Regions from separate parts of the Homo sapiens genome. Here region 2 is linked to region 1. A link is an interaction called in ENCODE POLR2A ChIA-PET data of the cell type or tissue named here. Cell type or tissue: PC-9. All regions are shown on one strand. Links, peaks and the distances in the headings refer to the core of each region. The heading gives the core; the rest is flanking DNA.

The links. Peaks named below come from ENCODE experiments on the same cell type or tissue, not always from the same donor. Only the 100,000 strongest peaks of a DNase experiment are listed, where the experiment ranks them.
Region 2: POLR2A ChIA-PET joins it to region 1 with 6 read pairs; 3 of 35 experiments call an interaction of 5 or more read pairs at or near these places.

What each region holds. Positions count from the first base shown.
Region 1 is chr5:75,032,748-75,040,379 of GRCh38, reverse strand. The region is part of intron 3 of GCNT4 (glucosaminyl (N-acetyl) transferase 4); the gene reads left to right. Among named protein-coding and RNA genes, the nearest start is that of GCNT4, 16 kb to the left of the region's middle. RefSeq lists an enhancer at 2,605-3,804. In PC-9, for the core only: no CTCF peak of the experiment used is centred there; DNase peaks (open chromatin) are centred at 3,039 and 5,789; H3K4me3 peaks cover 249 bases; H3K27ac peaks cover 3,542 bases.
Region 2 is chr5:75,107,607-75,115,238 of GRCh38, reverse strand. It overlaps ANKRD31 (ankyrin repeat domain 31), which reads left to right. Exons shown (of 26, transcript NM_001372053.1): 20 at 2,639-2,726; 21 at 7,622-7,632. Among named protein-coding and RNA genes, the nearest start is that of GCNT4, 59 kb to the right of the region's middle. In PC-9, for the core only: no CTCF peak of the experiment used is centred there; DNase peaks (open chromatin) are centred at 1,708 and 3,178; H3K4me3 peaks cover 438 bases; H3K27ac peaks cover 1,046 bases.

The sequences.
Region 1 (7,632 bases), core at 831-5,830:
TTCTGTCTCAGGACAGGTACTAAACAAGTAAAGTAACTACTCCTTGTAGCAAGTGCTCAGAAGAAAACAAGGAGTGTGATAGGAGAGAGATTTAAGAAGGGTTAATCTGGGAGGCGGAGGTTGCAGTGAGCTGAGTTGGCGCCACTGCACTCCAGCCTAAGCGACAGTGCGAGACTCTCAAAAAAAAAAAAAAAAAGTTATCAGAGAGGACCTGAGGAAAAGCTATTTCTTTTCCTGGAGCAGCTGGTCATGCTAGGATCCAGGAAAAGTAGTCTAGACATGGAAACAGGAGTTGCAAAGATCCTGAGGCAAGGAAGAGACTAGGATGTTCTAGGAACTTTTAGAAGGCTGGTGTTGCTTAGAGTTTTATGAGAAAGACAGAGTAGAATAAGATGAACTCGTAGAGTAAGGCAGCCATGGGAACTGCCTGGGCCTTTATGGACATGAAAAGGATTTCTTATTGTATTCTACATGACATGAAATCCCAATGAAGGGTTTTAGATGTAGGGAGTGGGATTAGGGAGGGGAAGTGATCTGATTTGTATGTTTAAAAAATCATTTTGGCTACAGTACAGAGAATGGATTAGAGGAAAGCAAGGGAAGCCAGGTAAGGTTATTTTGTATCTAGGCAAGAGTTGATGCTAGCTTGGGTTAGAGAGGTTCCCATGGAGTGGAAAGAGGTGGGTGGATTTGAAATACATTTTGGTTGTAGAACAGGCTCTACTACTGCCAGGAGATTGGAAAGGCAGTCTCGAATTGTGGTTAGTAGTATAGGCTCTGAAATTGGACCATAGTTGAAAATTGGACCATGGTTGAAAATCCTTGCTCCTCCAATATACTAGCTATATGAACTAAGGTAAGTTATTTATCTTCTGACTTGATTTCTTAATCTGAAAGATGAGGATAATGATAATCGTACCTATCTCATAGATTTACTGAATGGAGTATAGAATAATTGAATGGAGTATAAGGTAAGAACAATAAGAGGCCGGGTGCAGTGGCTCACGCCTGTAATCCCAACACTTTGGGAGGCCGAGGCAAGTGGATCACCTGAGGTCAAGAGTTCGAGACCAACCTGGCCAACATAGTGAAACCCCCGTCTCGACTAAAAATACCAAAAAAATTAGCCAGGCGTGGTGGTGGGTGCCTATAATCCCAGCTACTAGGGAGGCTGAGGCAGGAGAGGAGAATCGCTTGAACCTGGGAGACAGAGGTTGCAGTGAGCCGAGATTGTGCCATTGCACTCCAGCGTGGGTGACAGAGTGAGACCCTGTCTGAAAAACAAAACAAAACAAAACAAAAAAAAACAGTGAATAAGATCATGGAAATAGTGCTATCTCTTAGCATCGATCATTAGGAAGGGACAGGTATGTGTCGCTGACTCTGGCAACATGAAGGCTTTTGTTGACTTTAGCCAGAGCAGGCTCCATGGAGTGGGGAGTAGAGCCAGTCTGGACCAAATGCCACCGTAAGGGACCTGAATAGGGGCAGTTGGGCATCCCTCCTCTGTCCAATCCCTTGATAGGGAGCAGTTGGATAGACACATACTGCTATGGTCTGAATGTGTTCCCCAAAATTCATGTGTTGAAATTTAATCACCAGTGTGAGAGTATTAAGAAGTGGGGCCTTTAGACAGTGATTAAATCATGAGGGTAGAGCCCTAAGGCATAGGACTAGTGCCCTTATAAAAGATGTTTTGGGGGAGCTCATTCACCTCTCCCCCCCTTTGCCCGTCTGCCCTTTGCCATGTGAGAACACAGCAGCAAGGCACCATCTTGGAAGCAGAGGGCAGCCCTCACCGACACCAAATCTGTGCCTTGATCTTGGACTTCCCAGCTTCTAGAACTGCAAGACATAAAAGCCTATCGTTTCTAAATTATTCAGTCTAAGATATTTCATTATAGCAGCAGGAATGAACCAAGACACATATGTAAAGGGGGAAGGTGTTCCCAGTACCCCAGGAATGAGATGGGGTTAAATGATGGCTAGACACATTTAGAGAAGAAATATGGGCTCAACCACCTGTAAAGTTATTTTCCGTTTTAATATTGCACTTCTGGGCTTCTTCAGGAACTGTGGGTTTATTAATTAAGGATTGGTGGAGAAGACCTAGATACATGAATTCTATTATTTGAATGGTTTTTTTCCTGTAGAAAAGTATGTTTACCTCTGTTAGGATTTGTTTACACTGTAATAATTTACAGACCCAGTTTAGGTTAGGACTTGTTCATAATATACTGTGAAATGAAAGAAACAGGTAAGACAATGCCTATATAGTGAGACTGTTATAAAGCAAAGCCAAAAAAAAAATGTGTTTCTTAAAACCAGTCTGGAAGGATATACTGTCTACAAGATGTTATTGCCAGGTGATGGGCCCCTGGTGAGCTTTATTTTCGTTTTTGGACTTTTCTGATTTTTTTTTTTTTTTTTTAATGAAAGTGGTTTGGGTTTTTTTGTTTTTCTGTTTTTTGTTTTTTTTGTTTTTTGTTTTGTTTTTGTTTTTTTGAGACTGAATCTTGCCTTGCCCAGGCTGGAGTGCACTGGCATGATCTCAGCTCACTGCAACCTCCATCTCCCAAGTTCAAGCAATTCTCCTGCCTCGGCCTCCCAAGTAGCTGGGATTACAGGTGTGTGCCACCATGCCCGGCTAATTTTCTGTATTTTCAGTAGAGACGGAGTTTCACCATGTTGACCAGGCTGGTCTCAAACTCCTGATCTCAGGTGATCTGCACTCAGGCCAGTCTGCCTCAGCCTCCCAAAGTGTTGGGATTACAGATGTGAGCCACTGTGCCCGGCCTGAAAGTGTTTACTTTATAAAAAGAGAATAGAAAATCTTTTCCTTTTAGAGACCATATCTTATTATTATTTGAGAAATGCTTGTCCTCAATTTGTATTGGATTTCTGACCGAGTCATACGTCTCCTTGTGTTTTGCATAGTTGGTATGTTTACCTGCTCACAATCTGATTATTATTTGCTTTTGCAATCTTTTCTCCAGAACAATAAGAATGTAAGGTCATCTAGGCAAGAAACCTGTCTTTCCACTCCTCTGCATGACTCCTGGAGTGCTGTGGGAGTGTGGAGGAACTGCATCTGACTGAGTCATCCTCCCACCTAATGGTCTCACTCCAGAACATCCCCTGGGCTTGGCAGTGAGCGAGTCACCAAGGGAGAATCAGTGACTTCATTGAAATCAAGGAGCTGCAGTAGCAGGATGTTAGCTTATTCAACTAGATCAGGATGCTTTTTAGTGAGTTCGTCTTTATATTGATCTTCTTAACTGGTGATTCTTCTTAGTAAGGCTTTAGACAGAAGCAAAAGCCCTGACATTTCTAAATCAATAAGCTCTTCATATCCTATTTCTCAAACTGATATGTAATAATACAAAGTTTAAGAACTTTAAGGTGGCCTGAAGAGGGAATATTCTCCACATGAAGAGAAATTTAACCCAGAAAGTTTTCTAAAACAATTAGCAATTCTCTGTGCTTAAATGGTGTCACAGATAACTATAAGAACAAATGAATCGATAGTCATTGGTGACAGGATACGGGACAGGAGTAACCAATGGCAGAGTCCCTCAGGATGAGCTTGCTCTCTTTTCCTTGAATTGATTCTACGGGCTGGAAGACTGACTAACCTCTTCATTAGCTCATTGATCAGTCTCAGCCTCTGACTGCAGAGACAGAATGTGATTCCTCACCCAGCATTCCTCCAGGCTCATTCTCCATGGAAATCATCTCTTAAACAGGGTGGAAGATCTCCTCGACCATGTTTGGGATCCATTCCTGTTCCTGTTCTAGGACATTTAGAGAAGACATAGTAATGAGAAAATTTAGTCAAGTGCTAAAACTGTTGCGGGAAATATGGAGAATTTTTTCTTTATATTCTGAGAGACACTATTGCATAAAGGGTTAAAAGTGCAAGTCTGGAGCAAGACTCTCTGAGTTCAGGTTCCATTTAAAGCACTTTCTAGAACTGTAACCTTGGGCATTTATTTAGTTGTCTTACAGTGCCTCAGTTTCCTTTCTTATAATAGAGGGATAACAGTAGTACCTACCTCATCGATCTCTTGAGGGGATTGAATTACATCTAGAGTACTTAGAATAGTGCACCTAGTGACAACTCTTGATTGAGTGATTCTACATTATTAATAACTACAGTATGGCCCTTGAACAACACAGGTTTGAACTTCAGGGGGTCCAATTATACACAGGTTTTTTTTTTTTCAAGTAAATACAAGTTGAAAATGTAGTATTTGCAGAATGCAAATCCTACATGTATGGAGGGCCAACTTTTCCCATACCTGGTTCCTCAGGACTGACTGTGGGACTTGAGTGTGCATAGATTTTGTTATGGACGGGGGCCCTGGAATGAATCCTCTGCATATACTGAGGGATGAATATACATAAAATTAATAAAGAGCATTACATGGAGGCCTTCGTGCACTAATTCTAAAATACTGAATTTGTTAAGACTTTGTGGAGAAATAGGAGGTAGATTGAAAAACAGGACAATAAGCCACAGGTCTGGGCAGGATCTTTAAAGAAGCCATGAAGTCCCTAATCATCTCAGATTTTCCAGTACCTGCAGGTATCAACAGTCAAGTTGCAAAACAGCAAAGATGGCGGCCTGCCCATCCCTCTGGGAGCTGCATCCCAGGGAGGTTTGAAACCTCTGTCAGTCAGAAAGCGCCAGCGTTGGGGTAGCTGGAGACCCCGGTTGGGAGGTCACACCCGGTGAGGAGGAACAGGATCATAGAGCTGCTTTAAAAAGCAATCTGGCCACATTTTCCTAGAGTAGTCCAGCCCCATTTTTAACAAGAAAACTGGCCTTCAGAGAGCTTAAATAGTTTGATCAAAGTCTTAGAGCTACTAAGAGTTCGTCCAGGGACTCAGGCCCAAGGTCTGTGGCATCCTGAAGCGCAGCTCCTTTCTTCCTCTCTCCCCAGTGCCCCACAACCTGTTCCTGAAAAAAGCTCAGGCATTCTTGGTCCCTAAACTCAGCCTTACTCTGTCCTTTTTTCCTCAGTCTTCCTCTCATTCTTGACTTACCATTCCCCTTTCTTCCCTGGGAAAGGAAGCATCTGTACTTCTTTGAAAGTCCTGGGTTTTTAAATTGCCAAGGTAAGAAGAGTTAGTTGAAGAGCTGCTAATGGTTGTAGCCATTTAGCCCTGAATGCAGTCGTGCCTACCTAGCTGGGGTGTCCCTGAATGCGGTCGTGTCCACTTAGCTGAGGTGTCCCTGAATGCAGTCGTGTCCGCTTAGCTGGGGTGTCCCTGAATGCGGTCGTGTCCGCTTAGCTGGGGTGTCCCTGAATGCGGTCGTGTCCGCTTAGCTGGGGTGTCCCTGAATGCGGTCGTGTCCGCTTAGCTGGGGTGTCCCTGAATGCGGTCGTGTCCGCTTAGCTGGGGTGTCCCTGAATGCGGTCGTGTCCGCTTAGCTGGGGTGTCCCTGAATGCGGTCGTGTCCGCTTAGCTGGGGTGCACCTCTGTGTTCTTGCTGCTTCCTTGAAGGCTCCAACAATGCCTGGATGGGTTGGGAGAAGAACATGGTTTGAGGGAAATGCCTCATTCAACATCCCTATTGGGACTTTAGTGAGGAGTAGGTTTTTACTGAATTATTATAGACCATATTTCACCTGAGTTATAGCCACCAAACCTTGCAACAGCTTTTTCAGTTCTGTCATCACTAGGAACTTGTGCCTATGTGGCAATAAACTCCACAACAGGTCAGACCTCCTTGTCTACCCGGGCAGGTAGAAGGGGAAATACCGCTTCTCCCGTGGGTGGGGCATTATTTGTAATGTAATTGTAAGACCACTTCCTGGCAGCAAAACACTTGCCTGCTTCCTGCCCATAAGCCTTTAAGAGGGAAAGTGCTGGGTGCAGTGCTTGCAGAAGGTGACATTGCTAGCCTGGTCTCTTAGGAACCATGTGGCCAACATGACAGCCAGCCTTAGCCCAGCTGACTCTGGTCAGACCTAAGGAGCTGGTTCCCATTCCTCCAGGCCCGGGGCCTCTACCAGCCCACCTCCACCCCCTGCAACTTGTGTCCCCTGGGGCTGTGCTGCTCTGGGGGTGTACCCCCTGCAGAGCCCAATGGGAGGGTCCCAAGGGTGTTATGCAGATGTTCTTTTCAGAGGAAGCCAAAGCCAGCTGAACCAAGGTTGGGGACCGGTGGTCCTCTCCAACCTCCTGCCAGCATTCCCCTCACTATTAGTGCCCACCGCAGCTGGGAAGAGGCCAACATCCCCTTTTAGGATTTGACAGAAACTCCATACCAAGTGGCTTTGCACCTACGCACCTCTTTGGGGAAAGGAATGCTTTTCAGTTAAAGGTATTTCTGTGCGGCCATAAAAAAGAATGAGTTCATGTCCTTTGCAGGAACATGGATGAAGTGGGAAGCCATCATTCTCAGCAAACTAACACAGGAACAGAAAGCCAAATACCTCATGTTCTCACTCATAAGTGGGAGTTGAACAGTGAGAACACATGGACACAGGGAGGGGAACATCACACACTGGGGCCTATCGGGGGGTGAGGAGCAAGGGGAGGGAGAGCATTAGGACAAATACCTAATGCATTCGGGGCTTAAAACCTAGATGACGGGTTGATAGGTGCAGCAAACCACCATGGCACGTGTATACCTATGTAAGAAACCTGCTTGTTCTGCACATGTATCCCAGAACTTAAAGTAAAAAAAAAAAAATAAATAAATAAATAAATAAAGGGATTTCTGGCCGTGGTAAGCAGGTGAAGGGGTTTTATTTTGATTTGGGACAGGGTAATATTGGAGAGGGCTGCTCCTTTCAAAGGATATCAAAGGCTGACCCCAAGACAAACAAACTCTCCCCCTTAAAGATGCCTTGGGCGAAGGTATATCAGAAAGCGAGGTGCCTGGGCTGTCCCATTTTCCTACCCTTCTTTCTTTGAAATTCACTCTCATTCCTGGCTCTCAGATGTGGGCCCCTGAGCCAGTTTCCAAAGGACTTCTCACTGGGTGCCTCCCACCTCTTCCTTCCCTGGATGTCCTGTGAGCTTCTATGTCTGGGCAGGCAACCATGACCTCCTGCCCAGCTCAGACTCTCCCATCCCAGGCTAGAGTCAGTATGTGTGTGCCCCAGGCCTTCTCAGGAAGGGCAAGGATGCCTGGATGCAGAAGAGGCCCTGGAAATGAGTGACAAGGCAGGGAGCTGGCCTTTGTCTTTTTTATTTAAGTGTGAAGATGATAGTTAAATGACATGACAACTCTGGGAGACTTGGTAAATCTCTTTAGAATGTGAGGTCTTTTCTTTTTACCACTGTGGTGTCAGGGGGAAGTGCTAACATTAATTAGAGACTCCATGGACTAATACAGTGAGAAAAGAAATAGCCAAAATTTACTTTGAGTTAGACCCCTTCCAATTCTAGCCATTTCTGTAAGCTACATACTATTTATACCTAATAACCATGAATTAATCACACACACACACACACACACACACACACACACACACACACACACACACACCCCTATTTGGGATTGATTAGTCTTCTACTGTACCACAACACCCAATTCTACACATGTGCCCAGGCTTCTGGAGTTGCAGTGAGTTGCCTTGTGTGTCAGGCAAGGGAGTGGGGACAGTTTTCCAC
Region 2 (7,632 bases), core at 1,250-6,249, 74 kb before region 1:
TGTAAGGAAGGGATCCAGTTTCAGCTTTCTACATATGGCTAGCCAGTTTTCCCAGCACCATTTATTAAATAGGGAATCCTTTCCCCATTGCTTGTTTTTCTCAGGTTTGTCAAAGATCAGATAGTTGTAGATATGCAGCGTTATTTCTGAGGGCTCTGTTCTGTTCCATTGATCTATATCTCTGTTTTGGTACCAATACCATGCTGTTTTGGTTACTGTAGCCTTGTAGTATAGTTTGAAGTCAGGTAGTGTGATGCCTCCAGTTTTGTTCTTTTGGCTCAGGATTGACTTGGCGATGCGGGCTCTTTTTTGGTTCCATATGAACTTTCAAGTAGTTTTTTCCAATTCTGTGAAGAAAGTCATTGGTAGCTTGATGGGGATGGCATTGAATCTGTAAATTACCTTGGGCAGTATGGCCATTTTCACAATATTGATTCTTCCTATCCATGAGCATGGAATGTTCTTCCATTTGTTTGTATCCTCTTTTATTTCGTTGAGCAGCGGTTTGTAGTTCTCCTTGAAGAGGTCCTTCACATCCCTTGTAAGTTGGATTCCTAGGTATTTTATTCTCTTTGAAGCAATTGTGAATGGGAGTTCACTCATGATTTGGCTCTCTGTTTGTCTGTTGTTGGTGTATAAGAATGCTTGTGATTTTTGTACGTTGATTGTATATCTAGAAAACCCCATTGTCTCAGCCCAAAATCTCCTTAAGCTGATAAGCAACTTCAGCAAAGTCTCAGGATACAAAATCAATGAATTTTTTTATTATAAAAGATAAGATGGTGAACAGAATGGGCTGGAAGTTATGCTATGTGGTTAACTCTTAATTATCTGCTTTGAATACAGAATTATGGAGTAGCTGCTATCCTTTATACCTAGTTTGAGTTCTTTGGCTACTTCTTGTCCATAGACACTGCCACTGTCATAAATGTGTCTTCACTCACTTCCATAAGTGTCTAGGAGATACAGGATGTAGAAAAGATTCTGGAATCCAGACAGAGAAGAGGATTAAGCAGCCTGGTTTAGCTGCCCTCGATCCCATATGGTTTATAGTAATAAACTTTGCTGCGAAACCCATCATGTAAAGGTAACTTTTGAAAAAAAAGAACATAGCAGTTGCTTAATAAGATATACATATTGATTGAAATTCTTAGTTGGACAAAAACACAAAGCTTAACTAGACACAAAATCTTAACCAAGGTAGCATCCTCAATGAAACCTTGTTTTAGATAAGTCTTGGCCCACAGTGTCCGAGACTGAGTACATCTACAATATGAGCAAAGGAGAAAGGAAAGTTGGCACCAAAAGATGTTTTCTTTATCCTAATCTGTGGATAGAGCTTAGCCTGAGCACAAATTCTGGCCTTTTGTTTGCTTTTATAACCATAAATCATTCACTGTATGAAGCGGTAAACCTTAGTGTTGTTTTTATTTTTGCTTGTTTTTTATATTTGTATTTTATAATTTCACTTTGATGCATTTAATAAATGACAGCAGTAAGACTGTTTTACCAAATAATTAGGTTATTTTATTATGTACTTTTAAAATATCTTTTATGGGCACCAAAGTAAAATTTCAGGGCAACATACTTCAGAAGGCTTTGAGGACCTACATGTTTTAGAAATGAATGTGTATGGAGAGTATATTAAAGGATAGGTAATGTGAGTCAAACCATCCGTCATCATTAATGGAGCAATAGCTATGAACCCACAATGTTGAAACCATATACAAATATAAAAGGCATGCTTCTGCCTACAAGATCTCATTGTCCTGATGAGGAAATATAATGTACAAGACATTATTATGTTAGTGTTAAATTATGTAGCACCGAATTTCTTAATTCTGAGAAAAAGGAAATCAGCATGGATTGGATAAGTCAGAAGTTTCCTGTATGAGATGGGTTTTATATGATTATAATATTCACTATTTAGTGGATTCTTACTTTGTGCTGACATTGTCCTTAGCATTTTCATGTGTTATAGAATTCAGGCACAGAGAGGACAAGTAACTTGCTGGAGTCACCCAGATAGGAAGAGGTGAAGCTAGGATTTACACCCTGAAAGTCTGGTTCCAGAGCCCACTCCACGATTCTCTCTCTCATAGGGAAAGAGAAGGATCAGGGCAGAGTGAATTGAAAGCATTCCAGGCAGGAAGATTAGTACTGACAAGGACATGTAGGAGTGGTATTAAGTCCCCTTTGTGAATTTTTGAGAGCATAGTGTTTTGTATTTCTAAGATTATGTATAAGATTTTAATAGTGTGCAATGAAAATCATAAGGCCTTAAAGTGAACTTGTTATATGTATGCACTTTCAATGTTATGTGATTTATTTTTCTCCTACACCTATAGTTTCAACAGAAGTCAGTGAGAAATTGATTTCTTGTGATTGCTACTTTTACATTCTATTTTCCAGGAGATCTACTACATAATTCAAAATATATTTGTTTGCTTTTGTTCAAATCTGCAACATTTATACAGTTAAGCTTATACAACGTATGAGTACATTTTGAGCATAAAGAGGAATGAGCATTTTTAGGAACACTTTCTTTAGTATTTTATTTACTCTGTGTTTGTCAATGGCATATCAGAGAGCATATCTACCCCTTTATAATGAAGTTTCAAATATTTTTATCTGATAGCATCAGACCCTCAGTGCCATTCTACAAGATATAGAAGAAAAACAAGAATATTTATTAGAGTTTGAAATAAGAAACCCTGAAGATGCAGGTAAATATAGACTCATACTCAAGTATGATATTTTCAGATACCCAAGGTCATCTTCTTAAGGTACATATTTATTTCAAAGCTCACAAAGGCTGAAAAAGTGGTGTTCTATTTTTATGTGAGAGTATTTAAAGTGCTAGGAATTATTAATATCATTAAAAGTAGACTTACTTTAAAAGTAAGTCTCAAGTAGACTTGTAATGATAGCTAAAAGGCTGATTTTATCATGATGCAAACCAGTAGTTTGTGTTGTTAAAGATACTTCTAGATGCTGGCGGGCGCTTGTAGTGCCAGCTACTCGGGAGGCTGAGGCAGGAGAATGGCATGAACCCTGGAGGCGGAGCTTACAGTGAGCCAAGATCGCGCCACTGCACTCTAGCCTGGGTGACAGAGAAAAAAAAATACTTCTAGATGCAAAGTGTTGGATGAGTAATTTGAGAGACATTCAGAACTATGATCAGAGATAAGCTATACCAGTGATATGTTTAGATAATCCTATGACAGAAAATGTAAGATTGTGACAAGAGATGAGATTATGTTACCCTGTGTGTTGTCAGCTTCACCCAGCTATGGTAACCCTTAAAAGTAGATCAGAAATAGTGCAGTGGAAGGTGGTGCAGCAGTGACACAAGGTAAGCAAATCCTCCTACTTTCAGAAGAGCATATGTAACAGGTGGATGTCTTACTGCAAAGATATCTTCCTGTTTTCAAAACACTGAAGATTCAAAATAGCAAATTAGACTTTGATCACTGACCTAATAATCTTATTTTCTCAAACTTCAGTGAATATATGCAAGCCCTTGATGACTCACATATTTTTTGAGTTATGATTTATAAGGTGGAAAGTAGTTCCTGATAAATTCAGATCTGTGAATGTAAAAATTAGTTAAAAGTAGTAGCTAAAAGTAAGGTAATTTAAAGTACCTCATCAACCTTTTGTATAGCAGGATATAACTGTTCATCTCTTGTCCTAACTCATGTTTGTATAGTCTTTAAAAAAATCATCTCCTTTAAAATTTTGCACATTCTACTTTTCGTCCTGGCCTAACATGGTACGTGTTATGTTTGGAGGAAACTAATATAAAATAATTCATACCCCCAAACAAAAAAGTACAGTTAGTATATTTATTTCATTTACTATTTGTAATGTCTTTTGCATCCAAGATGATTTTTCCAAGTTTATAATTTTTTTCATTATGAAAGTCATACAGATATACTTCGAGAAAAAGAGAAAAATGCTAAAATTAGCTACTGTCCCATCACAATATTTTGTTGTTTTATTTCCAGGCCCCCCTCCCCACATTTTTTTTTTTGTCTAAGAACATAGTAATGCAATTGGACCTCAATAAAACTCTTAAAAACATAGTTTTGATCATGATATATATGGTAATTTTGCATTTTTTTCATAGTCTTCATTCTTAGTGTTTAATAAATGTTCCACAGCTTCCTAAATTTTTCCCTTTTTGTTGAACATTTGATTTCCAATTTTTTGCTGTTCTACAATATGTAGCTTTTTCCACACGTATTATCTTCTTAGGAAAGATTAACAGAGTTGTAACTATTGGTCAAATTATATAAGCATTTTAAATCTATTGATTTATATTGATAAATTCTATTTTATAGATAGTACTAATTTTCAGTTTGGAAGTGAAAATACTGATGCTACTAGCAGTGTACACATTAGTGTCTTTGTGTACACTGCTAGTAGCATCAGTATTTTCATTTTAAATAACCTTACGAGTTTAATAAGAAAAATATGCCTGATATTTTCATTTGCCATGTTGCTTATTAGTGGTGCTTTTTTTTTTGAGATGGAGTTTCACTCTGTCACCAGGTTGGAGTGCAGTGGTGTGATCTCAGCTCACTGGAACCTCCGCCTCCCAGGTTCAAGCCATTCTTCTGCCTCAGCCTCCCGAGTAGCTGGGAATACAGGCGCATGCACCATGCCCAGCTAATTTTTGTATTTTTAGTAAAGACAGGGTTTCACCATGTTGGTCAGGATGGTCTCGATCTCTTGACCTTGTAATCGGCCCACCTCGACCTCCCAAAGTGCTGGGATTACAGGCATGAGCCACTGCGCCTGGCCCAGTGGTGCTTTTTCACTAGTTTTATTCCCTATTTTGAGAACTGTTTCTGTTCTTTGTTTATTCATCAAGTGGAGCCTATTTATGTAATACAGTTATTTACTCCTTCTCTACCATAACTGCTGCAAATACTTTTTCAGCCACTTGTCTTTTTCTTTGCAATGTGTGTTAGTTTTTGTTTAAATATATACAATTACAAATTCTGTAGAGTAAAAATTCATTGGCCTTTTTCTATTTATTTGAATGCCTCTAAAATCAGAAACTTCTCCCCACCACCCCCAGGTTTTTGTAGTTTAATTTTATTATATTATAACCAGTACATTGAATAATCTTGATGCCTTTATTTTTGTCTTACTGCCCTTAAGGAAGGAGAGGTAAGGCAGTGGGACCCTGGAGCTCTTGGATGGTAACTAATTACTGACTGTGGTTGGCTCTGCCACTCCCTGACAGGTGTTTAAAACTCAGTCTCTGGAGAGCAGTTTTCTAAGACTCTTCTGAAATTTCTCTTTGGTCCATCAGGCTGGAACTTCTATGATGCGGGCAATACACATTGCCCTTTCCCTGTGCCCTCTCAGTCTTCTCTCAGCTTCTATTTTTTTTTTCTGATGGACCATCCTACACAGACTCTCACTCTCAGATGGAAGCCCTCATAGGCAGGGTCACAGGGCAGGCTTCACAACAAGTCCTCAGGACCTTTGCACCTCAGGCCCATTGTTAGAAGGGAAGACAATTACTTCTCAGCTCAGCAGCAACTTTCTTTTGGCCCTGCTGTGGTAGCTCCTCATTTTTCAAGGTCTCTAGGTGTTCAAGAAGGAAGCCAGATACCAATTCATTGTCATGTCAACTTAGAGTTCAGCTAGGTTCTCTAAATAATCTTTTGAGGAACTTACCCTATTAGGCTTGAGGTAAAGAAGAGAAGACCCTTTACCCCTTACTCTTGCTGCTGAATATGCAGATTCCCACTCAGGTAAACAACTGCTCTCTAAAGAAATCTTTTTTCAGACTCACCCTCCTCCACATCTGACACTTGTGATAGCTTTGATCTGGCTGAGGGATCTGAGTAATGAGTCCCATTTTGTACATTTCTTTGAAAATTTTTCTTAAAGAGACCTTGCACTCACTTTTCTATCAGTTGTCAACTGAACTGCTTCAACTGAACTGAGGCAGAAAATTGCCATTGTTAACATTTTGTATATTTTTCCCTAAGTATTTTAATGCATAATTCATCTGAAATTTTTTTCTGTATTTAAGATAAGGATAGAATAGGTTTACTCCGTATTACTACCCTATTACTCATCCCTATTTGTTGAATAATTTCTCTCATCCTCATTGTTTTGTAATGTCTAATGAAGTATTAAAATCTTACACATATTAGGACAATTCTAGATTCTCTTTAATATACCATTGATTAATATCATCTTTGATAAAGAAGTGTGTGATACCAAATTATATATAAAATTTATTTCTGTTGTTTCTTAGAGAAACATACAGAATATTTTAAGTTACTATAGTATGTTATTTTTACCTATGGTTTAAAATTCAGTTGGAAAAGCTGGGATGACAGGGCACATAGATAATTTAAAATGTCTTTTAATAAACAGTGTCAAATCTGCTGAACAAAATTATGTCTAAATTCTTATTGATTGTACACATTTTCCCCCTTTGTTAGCATATGCATCATGTCGTGAAACTAATCCTCAGCCACAGTATTAGGGCAATAGAAACTGCTCTGAGGACACTGACTCAATACTTACCAAATCATGTGTCTGATTTGCTGAGGGAATTTCTAAAACAAATTCTACCTCTGAACTTCATGTCATTTTCTACCACAGATTTTCTCAAGTTACTTTAACCAGAAAAATGTGCATTGGTCCAAAAAATTAGGAAAAATTTTAAGAAAGAAAGCCGAAAGTGAAAGAAACAACAAGTAGCTTAAAAGAATTAAAATATATGCATTTAACCCTTTCAGTTTCCTACTTGGGAATCTGGATTTGTACATAACCCACATTTATGGGTAATCATGTGGATCTGTGTTGGGAGAAAGGTCATTATGCCTTTACTTGGAAAGCAAAGGAAGAAAGTCGGGAAAATTTAAGTAATTATTGTAATGGTGGTTTGTAAGATCTATAGGTGACCTTAGGTATCATATAGTACAATGTAAATGTTATAAATGCAAAGAACAAGAACTGATAGCATGATTCTATTTTTAGAATTAAAAAATTCTATTTTTTAAGTGCATATAATGTATAATTATATATAGTGTAAGTATTTAAAATAATAAATATATAACACAAATTTTACAAACATACATACCCCTAAAGTATTAACAGTAACCACCCTTGTTGAATAAATTAGAGAAGAAGCAGTGGGGTGAGTAGGGATACTCTTACTTTTCATCTATGTAAATATTTATATGGCTTGAAAAAATTTTACAATGTTAATGTATTCCTTTTGTATTTTAAAAAAATGAAATAATTTTAACAAACAAAATATCTTCCTTTACTACCTTCATTTCACAGGTAAGAAAGCTAACCATATAAGTTACATGTCCAGGCTCACAGAACTTAGTGGGGCAGCAGGATTAGAACTCAGGCTGGCCTACTGTTTTACAGCATTCTTATCTATACACTTCAGGGCATTTCCATAGATTGACATTGTTAAATAAGCCTTAATTGAGATATCTGGGCTATTAATATTGGGGAAGATCATAGGGAATAACGCTTTTTAAAATTAACAATAGGGCTAATTCTCGTATGACCAAATTTGACATTCACTCTCCCTCAGTTAGCTAACTTTTTATTGTCATGTTTCTAGAACAATACATT